Regions from separate parts of the Homo sapiens genome. Here region 2 is linked to region 1. The links are chromatin loops, found by intact Hi-C in ENCODE. Cell type or tissue: dorsolateral prefrontal cortex. All regions are shown on one strand. Each heading gives the region's core, and the rest is flanking DNA. Links, peaks and the distances in the headings are about the cores only. Region 1 overlaps ARHGAP15 (Rho GTPase activating protein 15). Region 2 overlaps ARHGAP15 (Rho GTPase activating protein 15).

What was found. Hi-C counts contacts between places; a loop is a spot of excess contacts. Peaks named below come from ENCODE experiments on the same cell type or tissue, not always from the same donor. Only the 100,000 strongest peaks of a DNase experiment are listed, where the experiment ranks them.
Region 2: it touches region 1 in a loop (2.9-fold over the local background); 1 of 110 quality-filtered maps calls a loop at or near these places.

What each region holds. Positions count from the first base shown.
Region 1 is chr2:143,669,080-143,684,350 of GRCh38, reverse strand. All of the region lies in intron 12 of ARHGAP15 (Rho GTPase activating protein 15), which reads right to left. All of the region lies in intron 4 of ARHGAP15-AS1 (ARHGAP15 antisense RNA 1), which reads left to right. Among named protein-coding and RNA genes, the nearest start is that of ARHGAP15-AS1, 99 kb to the left of the region's middle. In dorsolateral prefrontal cortex, for the core only: no CTCF peak of the experiment used is centred there; no DNase peak of the experiment used is centred there.
Region 2 is chr2:143,609,897-143,625,167 of GRCh38, reverse strand. ARHGAP15 (Rho GTPase activating protein 15) reads right to left here. Exons shown (of 14, transcript NM_018460.4): 12 at 901-1,035. It overlaps LOC101928361 (a long non-coding RNA gene), which reads right to left. Exons shown (of 2, transcript XR_007087253.1): 2 at 14,010-15,271. Among named protein-coding and RNA genes, the nearest start is that of ARHGAP15-AS1, 160 kb to the left of the region's middle. In dorsolateral prefrontal cortex, for the core only: no CTCF peak of the experiment used is centred there; no DNase peak of the experiment used is centred there; H3K27ac peaks cover 433 bases.

The DNA of each region.
Region 1 (15,271 bases), core at 5,534-8,033:
CCCCTGTCTAAACTGGAATCAAATCAAATGAGTGAAGGATGTCCTTTGATTTCTCCTGGATCCACATTTTTATTCAGTGGCACAAGGTGGTTATCAGGGTGGTAGTGTGTAGTGGATGATTTACCTTGCTTGTTTTGTGTTAACGATTCTGTCCAATACATGCTGATCAAGCACTAATAAAAGACTAGACTGAACCCAGATGTGACATTCTTGTACACATTTTTCAATAGTGCTTCTGAGATGTGGCCATTTGTCCAATTAAAATCTTTAGGAGATAAATGTGTGCAAAAAAGTGTACAGATTATTGAGGCTAAGACACTGGAATTTTTTTTTAAGTTTTCTTCTTCAATATAATAAAATAATGCAGAAAGTTTTTTGTCTTCAGAAATTATTGGTATAACCTTGCTATCCTGATTAGTTTGCAAATATTAAAAGTCCCATCAAGACAAATATCAGCAACATGCAAATACCCTTGCAGGTTGTGATTAAGATTTTAAATGTATCCTTTTGCTTTTAGTTAATGAAAAACAAAGTCTTGGAGGATCTAAGTTGTAATTTATTAAACATGAAAGGCTCCTTGATGAAATATAGAAATGAGATATATTTTGCATTTCAAAGATTTAAGCTGACAACTTACTTGCATGCAAATAAGAGCAAGATTTGTAAAAATATTTGAAAAGAAATTATTCCTGAATGTACTTATTACAATAATGTGGCATGTAGATAAGAGAAACACACAGCATTAAAAGACATTCATTTCTCCAAAGTCTTAAAATTAGCTTCTTTCTGCCATTGTGTATTAATGTTCTTCTTCAGGAATGCAGCATATTAAAGAACTGAACAGAATTAGTAATAAATTTGTTAATTACAAATTTAAGCAACACAACTGTGTTGTTTTCCCAATATGTTTTTTTTTCAAAAGCAGAATTGCTAATGCATTTTAATCATTTATGTATAAACATTTGAGGATAAAATATTCTGAAGTTTATCAATTTCAAGAGCTGTTTATTTGCTAGCAAAATAGGCCATGTTATACAACATATATCTTATCATTTTTGCTCATCAAATCCCCATTTGCTGAATGCAAATTTCCCTGGTCTAAGTGCTCTTGCACCTCAATTTAAATGAATAATAGGATCGACTCTATTAAAATCAGTTTAAGGTTGCCATGGGTGACATATCAGTAGGGTTAAAATGAGAAAAAAAGGTCACAGAATCAGTCCTTACAACCTGTTTTTTATCATAATGAAGCATATGTAAGACTCGACGAAGGCTTAAATAACAATATGTCACTTAGGCAATACTTTAGTTTGTGGGTCTTCTTAAAGAAATCTTTTTTTAACCACAATGTATTCCAAACAAAATAAACGTAAAATTACAGTGCCATCAATAACTCCGGGAATGTATTCAGTTGCACTGAAAATTAGAGAGTAAGCAAGCTCTTGTGCTATTACACCAGACTGGCAGATTGTGGATTCGTAAGAATAACAGAGAACTCCTGCGAAAAAGGAGAAGTGGGTAGGTTTGCTGCAGTAAATCTCTTCTCATAAGGATCCATCTAGGTGCTATGATCAAATTAGCAAAGTATATAGGAAGTAAACTCAAATACTTCAGCTGAGAAAAATTTTGTGTCCTCTGCTAATGAGATTGAAGGATTATTCATGTAGCTATTGGTAAGTACTGAAACACCAGCACCAGACTTGGAAGATATCCTGGAGCAAAGCTTTTGGTTGTAGTTTTAGGCTTTTGAAAGCTGAACAAGCAAGACTTTGGGGCTGCTGGAATGTGTGTGTGCGTGTACATATATATATATCTGTGCATGTGTGTGTATACACATGCACACACATACATATGTGTATATATGTATATATGTAATCATGTTTTTGCATTTTCACATTTTTAAAGTCAATTCTATTTCTTAAAGTCACATTCATTGCTGATTTTATATTATTTATGATTCTCATTTGGCTTTCCACAGAATCACATTTTTGTTTTAAGTGTTATAATTCCTATCTTTTTTTAACCTGCAATAAAAGGAAAAAAAAAAATCTCCTTATTTGCTAAGGTTACAGCGTTAGTTTAATTTTCATAGAAGCGGTGGAATATTTTGAAGAGAGTAACATTTACCAAGTCATTAGTTTTATGCAAACTAGGAAGGAAGATGAAAGAAAAAAAATTATCAATTATTTATAGATTGTTAAAATGTATCTTAGTGCACTGCTACTGTATAGAAATGACAATTAGCCAAACTTACCTTCTTTAATTAATAATGCATACATTATGCTCTTTGGGCAACTAATCACCAGCTCTACAAATTTGTTTGACACTGCTGAAGATACCTATCACATGGGTTAAAAAAAGAACAATGCTCTACTAGCTGCAGTCAACTTTTAGCCTTCTAGCATTACTTAAAATGCTGTAGCAGTTTCAAGGAGCAAAATGGTGGTCCTGTAGCTGCTTGACACTATGAATAGGGCACCAAGCTGCAGAGTGCTGCTTGCCATGCCTCTGGCACCAAAGAATGCATTCTTTATCTCAAATTGCTTGCTTAGAGACAAAACACCTCGATTTCTATCTCCTGTGTTAATTTCTGTAATCTTAGAGTGAAAAATTCTTGCAGGTAAATTGGTCCTGTTGCCTTAAAGCCTCATTGACCATATTGTCTGAACAAAAATAGGAACATACGGTTGGATAAAAGGAAGAACTATATGGAAACTGAACTATTTATAGAGAATCTGGATGAATGGTCGCTATGCTTACCACAGAAAATTCCGATCAAACCTGTGATGAAGACTTTTATGGCCATGACTCTCCACAAATTTATTTTTAATAAAACAGAAGCATTTATCCATAGTAGTTTTAGGACTGGAAGGAAATGTCAAGACAAATTTTCAAAGAAATTTGCCCGTCTGCATCTTTCCATACTTTAAGGACTGCAAATCCAGTCTCCTCATTTTACCCACAAATCTGAAGGCAAGGGCAGCTACTGGAAAGTTTGCAAAAGTTTCACATACGCTACTAAATTAACATAAAGGCCCAGGGATTCTATTTCTCAGAGGTCACTAAAGCATAGTATCACATTGAACTGCATACTTAAGTGGTCAACAAGCCAACTGACATTGGGACCAGGTAGACACTCAGCTGTCACTGATTTCCCCCTAGAGTCACACACACCACAATGAGGTAGCAGCTTGTAGCGTTTGGAAGGGGAAATGAGACTGGTGCAGCTCCATCACATATGGTGTTTAACAGACTACACTTCCCATTTGCTCCTTCGAAAGGTGTGCATTTTCAAGGGATAATGCCAAGTGTTCTTTGTGCTATGGTGTCTTTGCACTGAAAGGTGATGTGTCTGACACATTTTGGCAGGCTACTATGAAGAGATTTAGAATTTTCTACTGACTTTCACTAAGATTTCAGAGAATAGGATTGTCCCTTATCAAAGGTAGTAATCTGTCTTTTGGGAGGATAGGATCACAGTTCTTGAGTGAACTGAGAAGTCATGGATTTTTATTGATAATATTACTCACTGCCCTGTAAAATTTCTGTTTTGTTGCTTTTTATGTAAATATATACTGACTAGTGGCTCTGCCACCTATGCAGGCTTATCATTTTAAGGAGATTTGGAATTAGCGCTTTGAAATGTGGGTACAGGAAAACTAGAACGTGTCTCTCTGGTGAAACCACCTTCTCTTTTTCAGCTGTTTTAAATGAAATGCAGACTAAGAGTCAGGGTAAATGCAAGGGCCATGGAGGCCCAAGAGAAGAACCAATTCTACATGTAAACCAAAGAAAATTTTTATTTCTGTCATGAACACTGGGTATCTCCCCACCCACCATTTAGAAGGATTTCTGTTAGCCTTTTGTGAAAGATTGCTCTCATTTATTTAACTCAAGCCACATGGCTTAGCTCCATAACCAGTATAGGGTTACTAGAGATTAAAAGGAAATCCATTTTGTATCTATGGAAATACCAAGCTGGAATTTAAGCTACAATTGCTGCAAGTTTTCCACATTATTGTATAAAATTGCTAGATTTATTAATGCTGGGCATTCTTCAACTACCCCATGTTTTGCCCTGGTCAATGGTTACCTGTCAAAATGCAGAACAATTTTTCAATAATATTCTGTGCTACAGAGAAAAATATTGTGTGGATTTTTTCCATGTTTTTGTTTGTTATAAGCTGAGTATTTGCAATAATTTATGGAAAGTCTTGGAATTATAAATATTAAGGCATTGCCAAATGATTTAACTATTCCTCCATGGCAAATTGTCTTTAAACACTACCATTTTTTTCCTTTTTTTTTTTTTTTTTTTTTTTTTTTTTTAATCATTTACTTATGGACCAGAAACACTTGCAGGCTCTTGCCCCTGGCCTTCTGTGAGAATGTTAGTTAGCAATGCTCATAAAAACTCAATTCATCAATGTGAACATAATTTGCTATGAACAGAAAGCTCACAAAAGGGTGAATTTGTCAGATAGACAGGTGGCCTGAGATCTCTCCCTGATACTGAATGATATGAATAATAGATTCTGGTAAATGTATGCCAAGACTTGAGCTGTAAACACAGCTGCCTCCATTCCCTTCCAGAAAAACAGCTTCGAGGACGAAAGCACAGGAACCACGGTTCCACCTGAGGACCTAAGCTTGCACACACACACATACACACACACACACACACACACACACACACGCACACACGCACCCCCTCATTCAAGAAATAAACAACATCTATAAAAAAGGACAGAGTTGGAGGAATCTTCATGCTTTTCTGTTTCTACGAGAAAGACATTTTCAAGCTATCTTGGGCAGAGGAGACTAGATAGAGAAGAAAAAGGAAATAGATTTTCCTAATGGCTCTGGTTCTATATTATTCAAATGTCTTGTTTTATAAAACACACAAATCAACAGAGCTAATAAACTTTGCAATATTATAACTCCTGTTTTATAATGAGCAAAAATAAGAGCAGGTTGACTCTGCAGAAGCACTGTGCTTGAAATCATTCTAGTAATTCATGGCTATTTGTCTTATGGGTTATTAAGTATTTATTAAGGTTCAAATGTAATGTAGCCCTTTCTCCAATTTACTCTGAACTTTAAAAATCTGTTTTGCAAATTGTTTTCCAGGTAATGCACAAACCCACTTAAGAGCCGAATCCCAGGATTTTTGAAGATTCTGGTTGAGTGCAGCATATTTTTTTTTTTTAGCCTTTGTGGATACTGGTGCATATAGGTTGACCTATTCTGATAGCATTTATGATTGACTTTTCTAATCAACTAGCAAAGATATTGGATCAGACTTTCCTACTTACTACAGCAAAGCAGTGTTTCTTAAAGTAGAATACATATATGTTATTGGTGGCATAAGAGACAAATTTAATGGTTATTTAGTTTAATGCATATTTAAAAAACCATAAGTAACACTAAAAAATGTATGCTTTCATAGATATTATTGCTTAGGATAAAGCTAAATATATTTAAGTATAAAAGTCATTTGCTTTTAGGAAAAATAATTAACATCGATACTACTGAAAATACAATCAGTGAAGTTAGCATATGGATCAATGAAGTTTGGGAAACTTGACAATCTCTTTCCAATCCCCAAAATCACATAAATGATCTTATCAAAAGTAATTAGGATCACAGAGCCACAGAATATAGAATCATGACATTTTTAGAGTTGGAGTAGACCTTGGAAAACATTCTGTTCTCTTCTCTAATTTTATGGATGTAAAAACTATGATGCAGAGGAATTAAGTGAATTGACCAGGACACCTATGTAGTTTTGGGCAGAGATGAAATTAGAAACCAGGGCTTCTCACAGGCTAATGCTCGCTGTTGTGAGGAAGAAAGGAACAAACTTGGTTGGAACTGTTGGCATCACTTCCCATTCACTTATAATTCTAGAAGGAATACTGAATATTCCCCTCTAAGGAATGTTTGTTTTTTCTTGACTTTTTATTGACAAGAAAATTTCAAAAACTACTTGCTAGTATTTATTTTGGCTTTCTCAAGATGCATACTCCAAATAGGAGTTAAGCTTGGTCTAAAAGAAAGTAAGGGTTTCAAAGTGTAAATAGAGGCAAAGATATTCTTCCTCTTTTGGTTCTTCTCTCTTTCTTTCCTTTTTCTTTCGGAGACGGGGTCTTGCTCTGTCAGCCAGGCTGGAATGTAGTGGCATGATCACAGCTCACTGCAGCCTCCATCCCCCCAGGCTCAGGTGATTCTCCTATCTCAGCCTCCCAAGTAGCTGGATTACAGTCATGCACCACCATGCCTGGCTAATTCTTATGTTTTTGTATAATAGACACAGGGTTTTGCCATGTGGCCCAGGCTGGTCTTGGACTCCTGGGCTCAAGTGATCTGCCCGCCTTGGCCTCCCAAAGTACTGGGATTACAGGCATGAGCTACCGCACCTGACCTCTTTTGGATTTTCATAAGAAAGCCTCTCTTCCTCTCTTTTTTCACATGACTTTCTGCCTTTTATTGTGTATCAGTTATACACATTGTCTTTTCCCTATCAGACTGGTAGAATTTTGCATGCAGGTACTACATATTATGTATCTTTGAGTTTTAAGATTTCTTAGCTCAGTGTCTTGCATGTGATAAGTACTCAATAACTTCATTATATGAAGGCACAAATGAATTCAATTCCTCAAATTCCTGGTCTGTGGTTCCATTAAATACAAAGGTTATTTCATCCAGTCCAATCAAATCAAATCCATCAAATATTTAAAACTTTCAACAAGTACTTGATCTAAATTAAAGAATGTTATAGGTGCTATGGGTGGCAGAGATAGTGAGCAGAGTTTAGCCTTTTAGCCACACCAACTAGGAGGGGTGATATGACACAGATATAATTAAAATGCAAGGCACAGAAAAATGGTACAAATTTCTGTGGGTACTTGAGGAAGAAAAATATATCTTTCTGGGAAAATCCAGAAAAGCCGTATGCAAGTAGGGGTGAGGGTTCCAACAACCAAGGAGTCTTGTTTTATTCCCTACACCAATGTCAAAAGATAAACAATACACATTCCATGGTTCCATTCATGGTTCAGTTAACAGATACACTAACCATGTATTCCAAAACACTTGCTGTTCACCACACATAAATCCCTGAGCAAGCTCATCAGGTCTGAATTCCCTATTTCATCTCTTTTGCTTTAAGCCTAATTAACTGGCACTCTGGGTCAATATTAGAATTACTGGAACCATGAAGATTCACAATGAATGGGATGAGTACTGGAACCATGTATGATCAAAACACAATAACACAAACTGAAACATACCATAAATGGTCTTTCAATCACTTCCTTTTTTTGAAGTAAAATTGAGGTGGTAATCAGACACTGAAATGCACAAATCTTAAATATACAATTTAATTATAGGCACACATCATTTGACTATACCTTGCTTTATTGCACTTTGCAGATTTTGCAGATATTGAGGGTTTTTTTGTTTGTTTGTTTTTCAAATTGAAGGTCTGTGACAACTTTGGTTGAGCAAGTCTGTTGGCACCTTTTTCCCAGTAGTATGTGCCCATTTTGTGTCTCTGTGTCACATTTTGGTAATTCTTGCAGTATTTCAAACTTTTTCATTATTATTTTATCTGTTATAGTGATCTGTGTTTAGTGATCTTGGATGTTACTGTTGTAATTGTTTTGGGATGCCACAAACTGCGCCCATATGAGATAGCAAACTTAATAAATGCATGTGTTCTGACTGCTCCACTAATGGGTCATTCTCTTGTCTCTCTCTCTTCTCAGGCCTCCCTGTTCCCTGCAGCATAGCAATATTAAAATTAGGCCAATGAAAAAACCTACAATGACCTCTAAGTGGTTCAAGTCAAAGAAAGAGGTGCATGCCTCTTTTCCTTTAAATCAAATCAAAAGCAGAACAGGATTGAGCTTAGTGAGGAAGGCATATTGAAAGCCAAGATGGGCCAAAAGCTAGGTTGCTTGTGCCAAAGAATTAGCCAAGTTGTGAATGCAAAGGAGAAAAGTTCTTGAAGGAAATTAAAAGTGCTACTCCAGTGAACACATGAATGATAAGAAAGCAAAACAGACTTCTTGATGATATGAAGAAAATTTGAGTGGGCTCGATAGAAGATCAAAGCAGCCACAACATTCCCTTAAGCCAAAGCATAATCCATAGCAGGACCCTAACTCTCTTCAATTGCAATGAATGCTGAGAGAGGTGAGAAAGTTGCAGAAGAAAAGTTTGAAGCTAGCAGAGGTTGCTTCATGAGGTTTTAAAAAGAAAGCTGTCTCTACAATGTAAAAGTGGAAGGTGAAGCAGCAAGTGCTGATGTAGAAGATGCAGCAAGTTATCCAGAAGACCTAGCTAACATACTTGATGATGGTGGTTACACTAAACAATAAATTTTAAATGGAGATGAAACGTGTTATGTTAGAAGATACTATTGAGAACTCTCATAGCTAGACAAGAGAAGTCAATGCCTAGCTTCACAGCTTCAAAGGACAGGCTGGCTCTCTTTGTTAGGGGTTAATGCAGCTGGTGACTTTAAGTTGAAGCCAGTGCTCATTTACCATTCCAAAAATCCTAGGGCCCTTCCAAATTATGTTAAATCTAATCTGCCTGTGTTCCATAAATTCAACAACAAAGCCTGGATGACAGCATATCTGTTCGTAGCATGGTTTACAGAATGTTGAAGCCCTCTGTTGAGTCCTACTGCTCAGAGAAGCAGATCACTGTCAATGTATTACCGCTCTAATGGAGGTGTACAAGGAGACCAATGTTGCTTTCATGCCTGCTAACACAATATACATTCTGCAGCCCATGGATCAAGGAGTAATTTTCACTTTCAAGTCTGATTATTTAAGAAATACATTTTATAAGGCTATGGCTGCCATAGAGAATGAGCCCTCTGATGAATGTGGGCGAAGTAAATTGAAAGCCTTATTGAAAGGATTTACCATCCTAGATGCCATTAAGAACATTCATGATTCATAGGCAGAAGGGCAAAATAGCAACATTAACAGGAGCTTGGAAGAGGTTGATTCCAATTCTCATGGATGACTTTGAGGAGTTAAGACTTCAGTGGAGGAAGTGACTGTAGATGTGGTGGAACTAGCAAGAGAACTAAAACTAGAAGTAGAGCCTGAAGATAAATGACTAATTTGCTCAAATCTCATGACAAAACTTTAATGGTTGAGAAAGAAAGTGGTTTCTTGAGATGGAATCTCCCCTGGTGAAGATACTGTGAAAACTGTGGAAATAACAACAAATGATTTAGAATATTACATACACTTGGTTGATAAAGCAGTGGCAGAGTTTGAGAGGATTGACTCCCATTTTGAAAGCAGTTCTACTGTGGGTAAAATGCTATCAAGCGGCACTGCACGCTAGAGCAATTTTTTGTGAAAGGAAGGGCCCATGATGTGGCAAATCTATTTGTTGTCTTATTTTAAGTAATTGTCACAATTACCCCAACCTTCAGCAACCCCCCACCCTGATCAGTCAGCGACCATTAACATGGAGGCAAGACCCTCCACCAGCGAAAAGATTATGACTCACTGAAGTCTCAGATAACCATTAGCATTTTTAGCACTAACGCATTTTAAAATCAAGGCCTGTACATTGTTTTCGTAAACATAACGCTATTGCATACTTAATGGACTACAGTATAGTATAAACGTACCTCTTATATGCACTGGGAAACCAAAAAATTCGTATGACTCACTTTGTTGCAATATTCACTTTATTGGGGTAGTCTGAAATTGACCCCACAATCTCTCTGAGGTATGCCTGTAAGTTTTGATAAATGTAGGCCCTCACATAACCAACAGTAGTCGAGTTACAGGACATTTTTCTCACCCTGAAATTTCCTGCATACATCTTTCCAGTCAATCTCCATCTCCCTCATATGCAACTATTGTTCTGATTTTAGTCATAGATTAATTTCACTTATTCTTGAATGTTTTATAAACGGAATAATGTAGGTATATACTCTTTTGTGTCTGGATTCTTTAGCTCAAGAAAAAATTTTAACGATTCATCCATATTGTAGTCAATAGAGGCAGTTCCTTATTTTTGAGTGCTCTGTGTAATTTGTTGACAAATCTCCCTTTTGATGAGCTTATGAGTCATTTTTCAGTTTTTGGCTATGAGGAAAAAAGCTTGTGGATTCTGGTACAAGTCATTTTGGTTGACAAATGTTTTCATTGCTCTTGAGTATACAATTAGGAGAAGGATTTTGGGGTCATGGATTAGGAGCATGTTCAATTTTTAAGACACTTACAAATGCTTTTCTAAAATGATTGTACCATTTTATACTCTCATCAGCAATGTACAAGAGTTCCAGTTGCTCATTATTTTCACCAATATTTCACATTAATAGTCTTTTTAATTTTAGCCTTTTTGGTGGGTATAAACTCATATCCCATTGGGATTTTAATTTTTATCCACTGGTGACTTTTAATATCAAGAAACTTTTCATGTGTTCATCGATCATTTGTGTATCTTCTTTCTGAAGGACTATTATTCTTTTCCCCATTTGTATAGGGTTGTTTGACTTTGTCTTATGAATTTGCAGGAGTTGTTTATATATATATATATATATATATATACACACACACACACACACACACACACACACACACACAATATAAGGCCTTTATCAGATATTTGTGCTATGAACATTTTCTCCCAACTTAAGGCTTGCCTTTTCATTTTTTTTAATGGTGACTTTGTAAAATCCAATTTATATTTTTACATTAAGATTGTGGTAGGCCGGGTGTGGTGGCTCACACCTGTAATCCCAGCACTTTGGGATGCCAAGGCAGGTATATCACTGGAGGTCAGGGGTTCGAGACCAGCCTGGCCAACATGATGAAACCCTGTCTCTACTAAAAATATAAAAATTGGCTGGGCGTGGTGGCACACTCCTGTAATCCCAGCTACTTGGTAGGCTGAGGAAGGAGAATTGCTTGAACCCAGGAGGCGGAGGTTGCAGTGAGCCGAGCTCATGCTACTGCACTCTAGCCTGGGTGACAGAGTGAGACTCCGTCTAAAAAAAAGATTGTGTTATGCCCATAAACGTGCTTTCTGTGTCTCTGCGTACTTCTTAGGTCTCAAAGGTAGTCTACACTCTGTTTGTTTTCTAGATGCTATATAGAATTGAATATTACCTTTAAGTAATCTCAAACGCTGTATATGTTGTAAAGTAAGAATCAAGGTTTTCTTTTTTTTAATTTATTACCAATATTGAATCTTCCCCATGCTGTAGCATCAAGTGTGCCCAGGTGGAAAGCTGGCACAATCATGGGGCTCGTATTGTGTGGTTCCCTTTTCTTAATTTTTCTGTATAATTCTTAATGCCTCTTATATTGTGTCCAATTTCATAGCTCTTTAGAATAGGAGGGAAAGTTTATTAGCAGACACTCTATTATGGAGAGAAGTAAATACTTCCTTTCTGACATATTTTTTTAACTCAACTTTTCAGTAATTCTTGAAAGTACAGGAATGCAAAATTGTTGTGTCTCAGTAACTTCTTGATTTGCTTGCTTATTCAAACTATAGTTTCAATCAACTCTAAATTATGTGCTTTACCATTGTCTTTGGATATCTCTACCATCGGCAAAGCAAATAATGTGGAAATTCATTTTATTTAACTTATTCTCAAACTAGAGTGTGACAAGGTTCCAAGGCAAGTGGAGGAAGGCCCAGTCTCATACTGGACTGTCTTTTTGGGCCAGACTTCCATTTTACATGTATCAGTGGACCTGAGTTTAGTTTCTGCCACTTTTTATTAAATTGAACCAGTTTAACTCGAGTGCGGTTTTGCTAAATTTTGGAATCAAAATTTATCACAGATATTATGTGATAAAATGTATCACAAAATATCTGTAGTGACATCCATTAGTTAACATCATTTGAGTTTTCTATTATGCGTTTATGGGCATTTGTCTCATAGTTGGGCTCTTTACATCCATGAATTGTGATAGTTCTTTGTATTCTAACAATGAGCCACTTTATGGGTTTTTGTCTGTCATTTATGTGTGTTTTTATGTTCCACTTAGATTTTTTTTCATATCTGAGAACCTCAGTTTACACTGAAGCCCACCTCAGATAAGTCTGCCTAATACTATATCTCAGTGCTTTACTTTTACCAGACCTTAATGACTCTCTCTATATTTTATACCTCTCTTGAAGTGAAAATCTACCAATTTGTTCCAAATAATGTAATTCATCTACCTTTATGTAGGTAAAATATTCTTTTTATTAAAGCAGGCATGACAGGACCTAAGTTATAATTACTGATATGTTTCTAAAATTTATTAACAATGGGCATTTCATAGCACCAAGTACACACTATTTGTCTGTTTTATACATAAAACCTTCTGTAAAGTTCCTATTATGGAACCTGAATAGATCAAGAATGACAATTCTCTTATCTTCAGCTTATAAGAGGATAGTGCAGGCTGGAATTCACATTAAGCAACTGTTATGAAGCTACCTATATGGATATGCTACATTATATTTAAAGGAATACATAAAGACAATCAAAAACTTTACAAATAATGTGTTAGGAGACAGTTGAATATGCTGCATAATGACATCTTTAAAGATTATACAGAGATAGATAGGGATAAATGATGGGTAACTGGATTTCATGAAAGTACCTCCAGCAAAACGAACTGAAGGTACAGTACAGCTGTAGGTCATTTTTCATGTTCAATAATAATGACCCAACTAAAGATCATTCCTGAAGTAAATGCAATGACTTTTTTTGCCACTATTTGTTTAATTGGACACCTATAAGTGTGTTATTTGCTTAATCACACTAAAATTTTGCAAAGATAAAACAATATCTAAAATAATCTCATCTAAGATGTCCATAAAGATGAAGTTCTTTAGTCAAATCAATAATCCTTCACTTTTCTCACCAAAGGCAAAATTATCTCCTAAATCAAGAATGATGCACTTTAGCTAACTCCTCTGATGTGTCAAAAAGAGCCATTGCTCATGACAGATTCTAAGGAGCTACTCTTCCAGGCAGCCACTCAAGTAGAAATACTCAGAGTACTATACATGCATACCTAGAAGCAAATCCCCCAGCGATATAAAAAAAAAACTAATTAAAAAAGCCTAACTTTTGAACCACCAAATCAAAATAATAATTTTGCAAAAGGACCCCTTCAAAAGAAAACCGAAAGCTGTGTCTTCATTGCATTATATTGCATGAACCTTGTTCATACTAATGTTCAATTGTTGTTCAACTAGTTACATAGACTATGTTATTTAGCTTTCTGACACATGATTTTCTCAGATGGTATGCCATTAGCAGATTTTCTTAAAGAAAATATAACTATAGAAAGGAGGTGTAGTGTAATGAAAGCCAGAAGAACAAATGAGTATTCCTGAGAGTACTTTTTCAGTAATTTCTGCCAATAGCTTTCTTTGTCCTTGGCCTGCTGTTTAGCCTCAGTTCAGTGCATCAATTCACCTGCTGATTAAACAGAGATAAAGTGTTCATGTTTGGAAGCCCACAATATGCAAAGCAATTATTTTCCTTAAAATATATACTTAGAAATAGTTTTACATATAAAACACAGTTTTCCTGTAAATTTAACAGGCCAGGGCATGTTCTGTTGCCTGCAGTGGACCTGATGATGGAATAAGAGACAATGAGGACTTGGGTAGATGTTACTGGGGTACAAAAAGAAATTTGGTCTAAGGTGGTAGGGTGGGTTTGAATGGTGATGTGTTCACCACCACTGGCTGAACAAAGAGCAGGATGCCAACAGAGGCTTCTGGTCTCCAGTGACCTATCGGGTCCCTTACTCTGTCAGGCTGCGAACACTCTGGAACATGGGGTATGCTGCTGTGAAGAATTGGCACGGGTGGGCAGAGTGCACTTAGGTAGATCCCTGATCTTCCGCATCCTTTGCACTGCCTTTTTGCTGGGCAAAAGTCTGAGTCATCAGTCTCGCTGATCTTCAAACCCAGATTTTGTCATCTGGCCTGGCTCAACCTCCAATATAAGATACATGTTTTACACAGAAAATACGTTGACACCAGGAAAAAATACAGTAGCACTAGAAATACAGAGAAACAGGTGAGGTCTTCTCATTATGAGGGGAATAAAAGTAGAAGATATAAATAAAGGTGGCTGAAATGTGGTTGGGAGCAGAAGTGGGTTTGCTCAGAGGATGTTGAGAAGCAGCAAGAGCTTTTCTGTATGGGGTCTGATTCTTAGAGTTTTCAAGCCTCTTCTGTCTATTCCATGGTAATTCATGGACTGCCACACTGGGGCTCAATTCCTCCCTGGTGTCTGAAGTCTGCCTTTACCTTAAGCACTAATGGGCATTTAAGAAACTCTAGTCTACATGCCTTGCACACACAGCTTGAACAGGATGCTACCCTTGTTGCTTGTGTCAGCCTAAACTTAACTTCAGCATGATACACTGGACTTCCACTTGGTGCCCTTTTGCCTCCATTTTGGTGTTCTCAGATCAGATATATCCTGGCTCCCTCCATACTGGAGCCCTGTGGCCATCTCCCTGTCCTTCAGGTCTGAGAACTCTCATTTTCCCAGACTAGCAGAATACCCTGAGGCAAGTGTTTTGCTGGATTATAAAATATATTTTCTAGGATCTGAATGTTTGTGTTTCCTCAAAATTCGTATGTTGAAACCTAATTAGGTAATGGGATTAGTGCCTTTATGAAAGAGGCCCCAGAGAGCTGCCTTGCCCCTTCCAGCATTGTGGGGACACAGCTAGAAGGTGTCATCTGTGAACTAGGAAATGTAGTTCAACAAACCATGGCTGTTGCTATCATTACCTTTTAAAATTTCCACATGGTACCTATACTTGTGGCTGTCCTTCAAAGGTCTGAGCCATAACATGGGAGGTTTAGTTTGTTCATTCATTAATTCATTCAATCTGCTGTACTCTAGGCACTGTTCTAGGCATTAGATCTAAGTTTGTGCTTTCCTCACTGGGTTCCATCTTGGTATAGGTAAGTGATTCATGTCCAACTATGCCTCAAAATAGGAGACATGGGAGAGGTAATATAGTACAGTGGGTAAGGAAGCTGGCTTTGACATTACACAGGTGAAGTTTGAACACAAGCCTTTCTACTGGGCAGCTGAATAAGGTAAATAAGTTTTCTATACCTGAAATTTTCTTATCTGAAAAATAGAGACAATTATACTATCTATCTCCTAGGGTTGCTGTGAAGTTTAAGTGGATACTTTTAGTGTGCTTAGATTAGCACCTGGTCCATAAATGCTCAATCAATGTTA
Region 2 (15,271 bases), core at 6,449-8,948, 60 kb after region 1:
GCTTGCAAGGTTTTTAATTTTACCTTTCTTTCTTCTTTCTTTTTCTTCCTTAAATCAGCTGGCTTGCCAGGAAACTTTTTCCAAGCTGTCACAGTTACAGTAAGCATACCCTAAGATATTAAATTTAGAGACGTACCAGTAGTTGCTTCTCCAAGGATTAATAGCAGAAGTACCCTTCCATTTGGAAAAGATTTTCATTGATTCATTCATTCATTTATTCACTTTTACTTAAGTGTGTGTGTGTGTTTTATGAATTAAAAAAAAAACAGAAAAGGAAGCTTCATGGAGTGTACAATGACTACTGGTTAGTAGTAGATATAACTCACTCTCTTATAAAGTCACCAGTTTAACAGAAGAAACTTGCCATTACTTCATTTGATAATCACGCTGCTCATAAGCAAATTATGGCTGACTGTTTACTAGTGTTGGTGGGTGAAGGGTGAGTGAACCAAGAGAACATGATGTCTTAGTTGATAATTTAACACATATTTCATGAAATGTAATATTTAATTCACTTAGGATCCTTTTCGAGACCGCTTTGTATTCAAACTCATTGCAATTCTGAAAGTATAAAGGCAGAGATGAGGGGTGCACACAGTGAACCCTTTAAAGCAGATTTGATGAGACACTATTTTCATTTGAGGATACTTAGTTAAATTGGCTACCCTAAATAGGATGTCATATTTTTTTTCCTAATTAAAAACAAACAAACCTCAGATAATACTGCAGGGCCAGAAATAAAACAAGCCATCAAAACACAAAAACGAAAACGTAAGATATGGAGCATCGGGGATACTATCTGTTCCCCATGATTATTATTATAATCATTCTTATTATTTACTTAATAATTCCAGGATGTCAGGTTATTCTACCACCTGCCCTTTTCTGTGAGGTACTTACTGATCGCTTCCACAAACTGCTCAAAGAAACTGTAAGGGAAGAGCGGCTCAGGCAGCTCCCGGAAAAACATCTTCAGTGCTCCGGTGACAACGTGGATGTCCTCCCACTGGCTGTCGTCCAAATTCAGCTTCTCTTCTGGGAAAACACGAGGAGAAATGGAACAACTGGTTTTAATGAAACAATTACAAGACACTAATTATTATGTTAATGTTTGCCTACTATCATCAGCAACCGTTAACAGCCTTCTGCACCTAGAGGTTTGGTGCTGTGCATTTTTTTTTCCTCCCTCTTTCCGTAGGAAGGGAACATTTTCAATGGAATACCATCTGTAGGAATGCAGCTAACAAAAAAACAAGAGACACAAAGAGACAGTGCCATTGACACAGTATGTCAGATACGTTTATTCCCATAATGCATCAGTATGAAAATTAGCATCACAGCTCAACATGATTCAAAGCTATTTGGTTTTGAGGCCGAGGGGCTAAGAGTTGCCAATGATGGCCGGCTCAAGGGACCGGCCTAAAGGCCTTGCTGAGCCAACAGGAGACATATGCTAAACATGGCAATAGAAAATGAGTTATTGCTTTACATGTGTTAGCCTTGCTATGTACAAGGGAATAATGGGTAACACTTTTTCCCTTTTTTTGCCTGAATATAAAGTCAGCAAGGAAGAGAATACTGAGTGAGAAAGGATATTAATTCTTTTCTTACTGCTTCAAAATCTTTTTTTTTTAGTTCTCATCTCAGTGAGGAAAATATGCCCAGCAACAATATTAGACAGACCCCTGTTGGCCTACGTAGGCTATGCAAAGCTGTCAAAAATGATAACACACTAAAGACAAACCACAAGTGCTTACCAACTCTTTTTAGAAACAACAGAAATATTTGCTTGGGAAGCTTGAGTGAGTGGAGATGTTGAAATACTAAAGAAAGTAAATCCCAAAATGAAGGTTTTAATAGAAATAAAGTGCGCTGGGCAATTATTTTTGTCCTTTTCACCCTCAATATGAATGTCTGGAATTAGTCTCACCCAAGAAGTGGATGCATTCACGTCTGAAAGGGACATCTTGACATAAAATTAAAAGGAAGCGAGGTACAAAGGCACTGCTGTCGAGCCAGACGATTTGTCTTTCTAAACGTGCAACATGGAAAAGGTTTTGGATTCGGGGCTTCATGAAACCTTAAACTAATCATTTTAGACAATCTGGGGGTTAACTGAAAAGCTGAGAATACTGGCAAGCGCCGAGGTATTTGGTCAACTGAAAATTTGTTTCTTTACTGATGTCTTGGGCTCGCATTCACATGTCCCTTGGATGTCAGTTTTATGAATCCAGAGGAGCATTTTGCACCAAAATGTAAGAAAAGCTGAGAATTGTCACTGTAGGGATTCTCTGCATGGGCTGTTTTGCTAATAATGTTCACGTCCTTTTAAAAACATTAGCCCAAATCTTCAGCAGTTCTTTTTTTTTTTTTTTTTTTTTTTTTTAAATAAATGAACGATCGTTTCTAAGGCTTATAGTAAGTGGTGTTCCTGCTCAACAGTGTGTTTGCAAAGAGAAGACATGAAGGTGAATCTGTTTATTTCAGACGGGCTAATCTTCCCTTTCAGTCTTCATTCCTACCTCAATCATAACACAATAATGTGATACACAACAAAATCAGCAGAGGAGACCTTCTTTCTGCCCTGCAATCATTTTTGATTGATTGTATTTCAACAATTAGTCTTTTATTTGGCTACACACTATTGAAATAGGCCGACAGCATCTTAGCAGGCCAGCTTTAAACAGTCAACTGTTAACAATAGCATCAAAAAGGGAGACCTGATGGGGTTTACTGTCACTTTAAAGAACGGGGTTTTCACATTGTTGAAATCTGTCAGATATTTTGAAATGTCCCTCTCACTATGGTGCCACACCCCCTGCGTGCCCTTATAATAAAATTGGTTTTACTCCTGATTAAATCATTTTCTCCCTACCCACTACCATACTTCTCATAATGGACCTGTGTGCTCTACAGCTGGTGTTCTTCCCATGGTACCAATTCTTACTTTATCTTTTAAGCACTTTGCTGCTAAGATCTCATGCAGAGTGCTTATGTTTTGTTAAGAGCTTCATTCTTAGAGAAATAGCTTAACACATGTTCTAAAAATGTTGTACAACTTATTGCTTAAAACACATTTAGAAAATGTATAAGTACTGTAGCTTTGGCACTGAACTTTAAGTGGAAACCTAAACACACACACACACAAACACACACACACACACACAACTATCTCTACCAAAAATTTATCAGAAAAGTCCAACACAAAATGCCGTTTTGGTGCACAAGTTTGAAATTGCTAAAGGAAAGTGTTCAGCAGGTAAAAAAGAGAATGATTTTAACTTGAGCAAGGAAACAACAGCAGCAGCAACAAATAATGGCTTAACCAAAGGAAAACAGCATTACTATTACTCATTTCCACATTAATATCAGTTAATTCAAGTGAACATGAAAATCGAACATAGTGATATCTAAAGAAAATTTACCCATGAATAGATACCATTTGATTATATCTACTTAAAATACCATATAATATTAACTGTGTCCCTTAAACCAAGATTCCTACTATAGATTCCCATGTAGTTTCCATTTAAAGAAATAATAATAATTTGTAGCCCTTCGGCAAGTAGCTTAAATAGGCAATATGGCAAATAGTTGGAAAGAGTATTTTGAAATATAATACTAATTTTTATATCAAGTTTTCATAATCAACCAAGGTTAAGATCCCTTGTAAACCAGGTGATGTTAAGGCAAATTTTGCAAGGCCACTGTAGTTTATCTAAACATGAAGTTATGTCCATATAGTATGCCTTCTCATGAAGCCAACCAGTCCTCAAGATGAACTAACCATAACCCTACCCTGGTGTTAACAGGCATTATTACAAATATATTTGCATTATTTGATAAGCATTTTCTAACTAGATTCTACACAGTGATGATGTCTTATACTTTTCCCTTTTCTAATAGAGTAGAGTTTCTCAAAAGCACCACACTATTGACATTTGGGGCTGGAAAATTCTTTGTGGTGGGGGCTGTCTTGTACATTCTAGTATGTTTAGCAGTATCCCTGACCTTTATCTAATAGATGCCAGTAGCATTTCCCAGTGGGGATGATAAAAATTGTGTCTAGAGATTGCCACGTATCTCCCCATGGTGCAAAATTATTCTTGGTTGAGAGCCACTATAGTGAAGTCCATAAGTGTCTGTAGAAGTAACTCAACAAAGATTTACGAAGTCTACCATAGGTGGTCAGGGAACTAGAAAATTAGATACACACATATTGATATTTCCTTAATATGACCTTGAGTTGGTAATTATTCTTGACAAAATCATAACTTTTTATAGAACAAAATCCATATGAACTCATTCAGGCTACTTTGCAACGAAAGCGATAACCAACAATTACTTAGAGCTTACACTGTACCAGGGACTGTGCTATGCACTCTACATTCATTATCTAATTTAATGCTTTCAGCAAGGAATGAGGAAGATGCTATTGTTATCATCATGTCCATTTTACAGATAGGGAAAGTGAGGCATAGGTAGATTAAACAATTTTCCCATGGCTGCCAAGTGATGAAACCAGGATAAAGAGCCAGTAAGCCCCCACTATGTTTAAAATCACTGTGTTCAGACTTAATCTTGGCTGGCAGAAGCAGAAAGGGAAAAGGCAAATAAACAGTAATTGCAAATGGTAGTTGATTGACTATTATGTCAAGATTGTAATTTTTACATTTTATCCTTAAATGTCTAACTCGAGGCTATGCTTTTACCTGTAAACTGACTCTCATCTTTGGTAATTACAGACTTGTAGAAGGCACAGATTCTTATATAAACAGATACAAAACAAATTGGTAATAAGAAGCAACTGCATTAGGAAACGGGCACAGATGGAGCAAATTGTTAGGTAGCAATGGAGTGAAGAGGAAATATGATAGAGTAGGAAAAAGACCATATGAAACACCCACTCCAGGACTGGATTTACCACTAATTCATTGTATATCTATTTATTTATTTATTTGTAAAATGAAGATAGAAGGATAATTGTTGGTATCAAATGGGAAAATGTACCTGAAAAACATTTTAAAGCATAAGGAATCAAACATATCCAATATGTCACCAGAATGAGGCAGGTGAGTAAAGGCCAAAATGATAAAATAAAAAAGGGACTAAGGCAACTGAAACACTGAACAAACATTGTAAGCCAGCCTGGTTGTTTTAGAGGATTTATCTCAGTACGATGCAGTTTCTTGAACGGGATCAACAAAAACTACATTGCTACAAAGAACTACCTGGGCCTGGTTAATTTACAAAGAAAAGAGGTTTAATTGGCTCACAGTTCTGCAGGCTGTATAGAAGAACAACTGGGGAGGCCTCAGTAAACTTCCAATCATGGGAGAAGGTGAAGGGGAAGCCAGCACATCTTCACATGGCCAGCAGCAGAGAGGAGTGAAGAGGAAAGTGCTATACACTTTTAAACAGCCAGATCTTGTGAGAACTTACTATCACGAGGACAGCAAGAGGGATATCCATCTTCATGATCCAATCACCTCCCACCAGGTCCCTCCCCCAACATTGGGGATTACAATTCAACACAATTCAACATGACATCTGGGTGGGGACACAGCCAAACCATATCACATGTTATAGTCCAATCCTAGGAAGAAGTCTGGTTGAATCACGATGTCTCACAATCCTTTCAATCTGTGCTGGTTTCTCCTGGCCCTCTAATTAGGTTATCTTAAATCCATTTTGGTTATGGTTTTGCCTTAAAGCTTATAAACAGAATTAAAGATAGGTTAAGCTCCACAATGCAAATACCATGTGAATTTTATGAGATCACACACACATACACACACACACAACCTAAATGTTGTACCCAAACAAGGTTACCCTGAAATGCTCTTTCTTGAAGAGCCTTTAGGGTATCTTTTAAGTAAAAACTTATTTATATCAAGCTTTACAAATTATATTTGAAAGAAAAAATTTGACAGTAGCTATTAGGAATAATTTTTCTTAAAAAGAACTGAAAGATGAACCTTTGATAGCCATAGTAGGTCAATGGTAGTTTCCAAGGAACAAGGAGCATTTAAATATCATTAAGAGTTTAATTACTGTCCATGTATAGTGACTCATGCCTGTAATACCAGCACTTTGGGAGGCTGAGGTGGGCAGATCACCTGAGGCCAGGAGTTTGAGACCAGCCTGGCCAACATGGTAAAAAAAAAAATAACAAAAAGTAGCCCGGCATGGTGGCATGCCTGTAATCCCAGCTACTCGGGAGGCTGAGGCAGGAGAATTGGGAGGTAGAGGTTGCAGTCAGCCAAGATCACACCACTGCACCCCATCCGCCTCGGTGACGGAGCGAGACTCCGTCTCAAAGGAAAAAAAAAAAGGAGTTTACCCCTTTCCTCTTGTATTATATATTGCTTTGTAGGTATTGGTATATATAACCAGCAGTTGTGATATCAGGTCCAATTTTAACTAGACTCAACCTGTTTTAACCTAGTCTTTTTTGAAATATGCTTGCACTTGGACTATCCAGAATAGAAGAGTAACCAAGTCAAGAAAGAAAATCTTCTTCATGTGTTAAAAACAAGTGCTTCTTTACCTTGTAATAGTTTTCATAGCACTTTTAAAACCTCTTTCCAACTTTTATTTTATTGTTGCAATTTTAAAAAGAGGAAAAGACACCCTAGCTTTCCCAGGATACAGAAAGAATAGCCCTGATCTCATTAATACAGTGAAAAGAACTTGTTACACTATGAAACTCTCATAAAGGATGATGTCCCTGCTTCCAGCACAGATGACCATTTGGATCCCTTATCTAAAAGGCCTGCTGGGTACATGAAAGTCACATCCCAAATGGAAGAGATGCCAGAGGGATGATCGATCCAAAACATAATATGTTTGGCCCTAAAATCAAATTGAAAGATTAGATATTAATGTGGATAAAATGACACTGTTTATAAGGATATAGAAGATTTTTAGTTTAGTATTTAAAGGAATGGATCAAAAGTAAGTTGGTTGAATCACTCAACTAGCTCAACTTTTCTTGCTGTGCTGGCTCCTGAAAGTGATGGTTTGGTCTGATTTCTGGTGGATTAGAGAGGTTCTGCATTCTCAAACACGGTGATGTCACCCTGTGCCAAAAGTAGCATCTTTCTGTGCTGCACTGGCTAAAGCTCCTCCTTCCACACCTTGGCTGTAACATGAGACTTCATTGAGGATATTATCTGAGAAAACTAAACCAGTTGGCCAGTTAATTTGTTTGTTCACTTAATTGTTTTCAAACAAACAGAGATGGAAGGAGACTACATACTGGGCCTTGTGTTTTTAAAGCTACAGCTGTTGAGGCTGCTTTATGTTCCTCAAAGGAGAGGGCTTCATCAGGTGCTCAGAAAGTGAATATAAAGTTCTGGACATTTTACATCCTGTTACTCTTCCCTAGAATCATATTATTTTGTCCTTGGGGGCAAGCCAGGACAAACTCAAATAACAAATATATCACCCAAAAATATGCATCGTGCCTGTTATGTGCTGAATTGTGTTCTTCCATTCCTCAAAATCAAACGTTGAAGTCTTAACCCCCAATATTTCATAGTGTGACTATGTTTGGAGATTGGATCTTTAAAGAGGTAATTATGGTAAAATGAGGTCATGTGGGTCCCCATCCAATATGTATGGTGTCCTTATAACAACAGATTAGGGTGCACACAGAGGAAAGACCATGTGAAGACACAGGAGGAAATTGACTGCCTATACACCAAGGAGGGAGCCTTAGGAGAAATCAACTTACCGATACCTTAATCTCAGACTTCCAGCCTTTAGAACTGTGAGGAAATACATTTCTGGTGTTTAAACCACCCAGTCTGTGGTACTTTAGTATGGTAGCTCAAGCAAACTAATACAATGCCCCAAGGTTTTGAGCAGAGAAAGACAAGGTCAAATTTCTGGATCATACCTATACATCTTCTCAACACAAGGGCTATGCTACACTTGTGAAACACAGTGAACAACAGAGTTAGCTCTTTAGGTAATTCCATTTGAAGAAAAATAATTACCAATATTCAGAGAACAGATTTGAAGCTGGAATTAGTTGAAAAATTGCCTGCCTATTCAGGCTTAACCTATTTCAAATGATTTTCTCTACAAACATGCAGAATACTCTCCAGTGTGGTCTCCAGAGAAAGAATAAAATCATGATTGCCGTTTTCATATTCATTCTTTGTCCAACTACTATGTCTAAAGTGGAAATATTGCATGGTTGCCATCACCTGAGACTCTAAGTACTACTAGAAAACATTGGAAACTTCCTCAGGAAAAACTCAACTCAAGTCCAATCAACTGTCTATGGTCATGATACCTATCAAAGAGAAAGGAGCAAAGTGGTTTTAAATATGAAAACTTGTATGCAAAATCAACAAGATCTGTTTCATATGATTTATCACAGTAACCCCCAGGAAGCTCTTAGGAGTCCTATGTTTGAAAATGGTTCCTTTCTGGCAAGAGGAGACAGACCTGTGCGTAGAATAGATGGTTCTATTACCACCTGGTCTATAAAACCTGGTTTTCTGTGGCCTCCTTGAATTACGACAGAGGGAGGAAGGAAGTAACCACAAACTTTCTAAGATTTTAAAACTTTTCTTTAAAAGCTTTTATTTCTGAACATCTAATGGGCTACTTTGGCACGCCACGTTAGCTTGCTTTCGGTGTGCTTTGAGGTTTTGTGCATATCTTTGGAAATTATTTGAGAAGACCAAAGCATGCGCATGTCACAGGCTCATATGAAATATCTTTAGTTACTCTCTTGGAAGGAGGTGGAACGGTCTTCTACTCTATCCAGTACAGGAAGCTAGTTAGGAGCAAGACTGTCTTATTTTTATTTCTCCTCAGATTTCATTTGAATGTAAAGAATAACATAATAGGTGCAACTGAAACTTGCGAAGCAGGTGCCACAGATGGAAAGTATAACACATGTGTCATTGCTTTGTGCATTTTTAATTTATAATGGCATAACATAAAACATCTTCCCATCATCATAACTCCATGCATAATGCTACCTTATAAAATGACGTTAGTGACATTATGCTGCTCTCCAGGCTTTTAGATATTTCGTTTAGGTAGCTGAGAAAAGGTAGTCCTGTTTAGATGCAACAACAGCAACAAAAATGAACAGACTTTTTTCTTTCAGTGAGGATCATAAAAAAAAATTGATGTATTTCCTGGCACCCATATATATTTCTTTAATTCCTTTCTTACTCAGAGCTTCCAACTCTGTTCTTATTTCCATTCAGTCAAAGGCTTTTTGTACTCTATAGATACCGTACACAATGGTTCTTTTTATTTAACCATCTTCTCCAAACAGATTCTGAATTTGCTGGAATTCCATGGATGATTTCATACATTACGTACTCCAAAGGGGAGAGAATCATAGGATTAAATTTCGACAAAGTCATTTTTGAAAGCTTGCTTCATAGTGGCTTTAAATTTCAACACCATTGCTATTGTTCCCTCCAAGTTATATTACGTTTGCAAATATGAAGCACAGGGCCAAGTCAAAACCTATCTCTTAATGATATCTAGGAAATAAACTAAGTCCTATAAATTCCCATATACAGATAATATGTCCATTGTAAGCAAAAATGCATATATAGAAGTTACTTAACATTCTGGTTTCTTCACTTGTCAAATGAGAGTTCTTAATTTTGTGTGAGATTTAAGTGATGTAATATATGAAAAGCATCCAATGTAGACAGACTTTGGCAAATATTTCCAGAATGTAATATAATTTCTGGCTTTTATCATTCCCCTTACTATGTTGGTGATATGTGTAGGGTTAGAAATGGTAACATTGAAAAGGATATGGATTTGGGTTTTTGCTAACTTAGAATTTTCTGTCTGGAAGTATTTCTTCAGAAAAATTGAAATAAAAGGTAAACAAAACTGGTAGATTAAGATATTGCTACTCTCATTCATTGAAACTATGTTATCCCCAGATAAGACATCTGTTAGTTGTCAATTAAGACAACCAAAATGAAGAGATGATTTCTAGTAATTATTAATGATAATTTTTAACCTAAGTTATCTCGATTAGTTGGATTCATGGGAGTAAACTAAATTTTCTGCATCACAGGACTTTTCTTCACCACAATCACCACTAAAGCTCTACAAAGGTACACAAAATAAGAGTTGGGAGATGTATAAATTTTACAACTACTTGCATAAAGTAAGGTAAAATAGCTAGGTCCCTGTGCAACAACTTCTTGTTGAAACTACTGAACAACATTATCATCTTAATTATTCTGGCCTAAACAAACCTGTGGCACCAATTCCCGGTCTCTGCCGATAGTTTGTGATGCCTAGCTATCTATGCTGTTAATCTTGACTCTTCCCTACATTGGGTTTCATTTCAAACTTTGCTTACCATGTTTCTAATCCTAGCCTGAGAACCCCATCACTCCTGGGGCATGCCTAATTAATTTAACTATAGTGATTTAAACAAAGGGTCTCTCCTCTATCTCTGTCTCAAAGAAATTTGTTTTTATTTTTCTTTATATCCCCAGTGCTTAGCCAGTGACTGATGCACTCATTTTTATTAGCTATTCATATATTTGTACCACCTATCAAATTTTAACCTCCTTTGATAACAGAGGCTATTTCATAATATAATACCAACGATGATGACAATAGATATATGTATACACACACAGCATTATTTTTGTATTCTCTTTGTTTATCATTCTCTTTCAAAACACTTAACAAATACTGAAGACATAAGTAGGTTATTCATTCACTTATCAAATATTTATTGAACCCAAATTTTGTGCTAGGCATGTTATAGCTGCTGGGGTAAAAATAAGATAAATAAAGATCTAGCTTCTATGCTCAAAGATTTCATAGTATATAGGAAGTTTGGTCAAATAGAAAAAAATGTAATCAAGTACGGTAAATGTTATTATATAACTTCTTGCAGACTGCTATGGGAACATAGAAGATTAGCATCAAGCTTCATCTGGGTGTAGTCAGAAGGCTTTCCAGATGAGGTGTCACATAATAATGATCTTAAACGATGAGCAGTCAGGTGAGTGAGGGTGGTGCAGGAGCTGGGAGAGAGGAAGAGAAGAGATGAAGAAAAATTCAACTAGAAGTAACAATCACGCCAAGGAATGAAGAACATGATGCATTTGGGATGCCACAAGTTGTCGGAGACCCTAGAGGCATAGATTCCATATCTCAGGGTGTTGAGGATAGAAAAGAAGGCAGAAGGTACAGCATGAAGGTCCTTACAACTGAAAGAGTCTGGATGACCATAAGCAGGGGAGCAACATTCTAGAAAGATGCTCTGGCAGTAGCATGTAGGATGGGTTGGAGTGGGCGTATAGAAGAGGGGTGGTGTGTCCAAAAAGACACAATGAGCAAGAAGCTCAGCTGAGAGGCTCTGATGTATTGAAATACTGGATATTCACTGTGGAAAAAAATGCTTTTAAAAGAAGTCAGTTAATAAGAAACAGGTGCAGAGAAAGAAGTCTAGAAAACTGATGGCTAGCATTTACAAAGGATTAGAGTTCAGAGACGAATTTTTGTGTATCACATTTATTGTAGGTTCAGGGAAGTCAAAATATTCTATTTTCCTGAAGTTTATAAAGACCTGCTGGTAGTTTGCAAATCAGAATCCATTTGGATTATCTGACCAGAGATAAGACTTCAATGGTGTTTTAGTATCATAAACTACTTTACGGATGCTACAAAAGGGAATTACAGTTAATTGGATTATGTTGGTCTCCACATGCTGATTGTAAGGAAATAAAATATAAAAGTGTGACTATTGCTAACAGGTCATATCTATCATCAACCATGGGATTTGCTTTTTTACTTACCAATAAGATTAATTTCTTCTTAACAATCTTCCAATTTGAAGTCATTTTAATTATAGAGTTTAGAAAATTCAAAGGAAAAGGCAAACCTACTTTCAATGTATTATTAATAATTGACCTCATTTTTATTCATCTTTATGATGAGGGAAAAAGAAATGGATGGTTTGTTTATTGTTTAGAAGATTTTTACTTACTTAAGATCCTTTTGCAATCTTTCTTTGATCTCCATTTAATTAAAAATTTTATTTACTGGATTTCTATAAAGTGCTAAGCCCAGGGCTATGTTTCTGGGGATTCACAACAACGTGGTCTCTGCTTTCAAGGAAACTGACATCTCAAAAGGAGATAGGCCTACAAACTTTAAGCGTCATTGAGCATTGTAGTAAAGGTATAAACTACTAGAAAACCAATAATAGTTGAGCACTTCTCAGGCACTATTCTAAGTGCCTCACATGCAGGAATTCATTTAATCCTCACATCAACATATGCTGGATGTACTGTTATTAGTTCAACTTTACTGATGGAAAAGCAGCTCCAGAGATCAAGGAACTTGTTCAGGTTCACTCAGGTATTTAGTAGCGGAGTCCAGGCAATCTGGCTCCACCTAAAACCTCAATCATTCTGCTAGTGATACAGGACAGGTAAACTCCAAATCGGGCCTCACTGGGATGCCTTTTGGCTTTGCCCAGGTCTGCCCTGTCCCTGCTTTAGCTAGTCCTCATTTTGGTTTGGTGTCTGAGCCTCGCCTCTGTGGTTGAGTCCTGCCTCCTATCTCATGAACACAATGTGTGGAATGGTTCATTCTGACAGGTGACAGATGAAACGTCTCCCACACAATGGCAGTGAGAAGTGCATAGGATTTTGTTGAACTGAGATGGGTGAGGAAGGATGTCCCAGAACCAGCTATATCAGCATCACACACAGGACATTTAAGGTGAATTATCAAGACCTACCTCAGTTTTAACTGAAACAGAGGCTTTTGGATGCAACTGGCTGTGTGATTGCATTTCTACAAATACTAATTAGTCTATGATTTAACAAGTCCTCCAGGTGATTTTGATGCATGTTAAACTCTGAGGACCACTGTTCTAGCAAAGAGGTATGAAATGGATCAAAATTTGATATTGGCAAGAGGCTTCATTATGACCAGTGCAAAGGTGAATGATGAAATGTAATGAGAACTTAGCTTGGAAGCCAGGGAAAAGTGTAACTGTTATGCTAATAGATTAAATGGTCTCTGTTAGATGTGAAAGAATTGTCAAAAGTTTGTATGAGGAAATATCCAGACTGTATTTCACGAAGATAAATCTGTAGGAAATAGAATAATGCATTTGAGAGGTGAGAAGTAGGAATATGCAAATTAGTTAGAAGACCCTGGAAACAGCCCAGCAAGATACCATGAAGGCCAGAACTAAATAGTATTTGTAGAAATGCAACGAAAAGGCCATGTGAGGCCATCCATTTAATGAACATAGGGGTGGTAAAGGGGGAATGAACCAAAGAAAACTATTGTTTGTAGCTAGTTATGCAAGTTATCTTACATGTAATACTTGAGAAAGAGTAGCTAGGATTTTTAATTTGTTCAGTTTGTTTTTTGATAAAAAGATGCCTGGGAGAATGAGTTTGGTTGGGGGATGCTATTGACACTTTTGTTTGGTGATGCTAAGTAGATATTTGGACTTTGGACTATGGAGCTTGGTAAAGAGATAAAGACTGGACAGACAAATTTGAAAATTATCAGCATAGAAGTGAAAGTTGAGTAATAATAACAACAACTGTAACAACAAAGACGACAAGACCATTAACTTAACACCTGTCATGTGCCAGCCGCTGTGCTTGGTACTTTATCTGCATGATCTTATGTCATTTTCATAGTAACAAAGCAAGGTAGTATTCACGGATTTTATAAGTGAGGAACTAAGGACCAGAGAAATTAAATAACTTGCTCGAATTCATACAAGAAGTTAGTGTCAAGGCTAACATTCCAACCCTGATTTATCTCACAAATTATTTTGCAAAACCACCTAAAACAATAAGGGATGAAAACAGTTGTATAGCAACATATAGAGCAAGAAGGGAAAAAGTGTCATTCAAGTTTATGCCCTGGAACTAATAACAGAATCATTTTTACACGAGGCTCATAAGCAGCCTGCTTCAAACCATTACATTAAAAAAACTAACAAACAACATGAGTTCCTGGATTAATAATTTATTTCCAATGATCAGCATCTAAACAAATCAGCTTGGTTGGGAAGGTAAATTCCATTACGGTATACAGCCTTGTTTCTAGAGGAGTAGTGTTAGTCTTACATACACTGTAAAAGGCCAGGTGCAGTGGCTCACGCCTGTAATCCTAGAACTTTGGGAGGCCAAGGTGGTTGGATCACTTGAGGTGAGGAGTTCGAGACCAGCCTGGACAACATGGCAAAACCCCGTCTCTACTAAAAATACAAAAATTAGCCGGACATGATGGTGCGTGCCTGTAGTCCCAGCTACTCGGGAGGCTGAAACAGGAGAATTGCTTGAATCCAGGAGGCAGAGGCTGCAGTGAGCCGAGATCACACCACTGCACTGTACCCTGGGTGACAGAGTGAGACTGTCTCAAATAAATAAATAAATAAATAAATAAATACACTGAACAAGTCACACTTTGTGATTCAGGCCATCATGGCCCACTGCTAACCCAAGCTCTTTGATGTGTAGCTAATTAATAACAATTACAATGCCGTACATTTTATGAGGCAAAATACACCTAAAGTTGAGAGGAATGAAACACATGGGTTGTTGTTCAATGTTTGTGTCTAAATGACTTGGTTCAGTGGTTGTATCTAAATAAACAAGTGGATTGTTTGCAATCAAAATGGAAAGTCGATTGGTCAGGAAGATGACCCATCAGATTTATACTCTCTGCCTTAGTCCAAATGCTTAGGAAGGCAGAACCAAACTATGAATCTCAGTTAAAGTTTAAACTGACTTAAGAACATTGTATTTTAATTTTCTGAAAATCTAGGTTACATTTCCTTTAATGAACAGAGCTATTTTTAAGTGGTAGAGCAGCCATACGTTCATTTGAATATGTGATAAGGCATTGAATAAACTTCCACTTTCCATATCACTTACAGATTGGATTTATATACTGAACACACCTTCACCATACATTTTAAACACTAAGTTTTCTAATTCCATCATTCGAGGCCTCTTTTTCCAGGCCACAACCTGCCATTCAGTCTTAAAATTTGACCTCATTCAGACCTGAGCATCTGGGCCCATTATACTAGTATACTCGATATTCCCAAGCAAGAACCATACTGTGGTTCTTGCTCATTCTTGACCTAAGCTATCATACCCACCCACCTCCTATGGCCCAATCCCACCACTTCTTTAAAGCCCAAAGGAAGATTGTTTATCCCAGAAGTTCTGCCTAGAGTGATCCACTTTTCCTTGATCTCACTTTC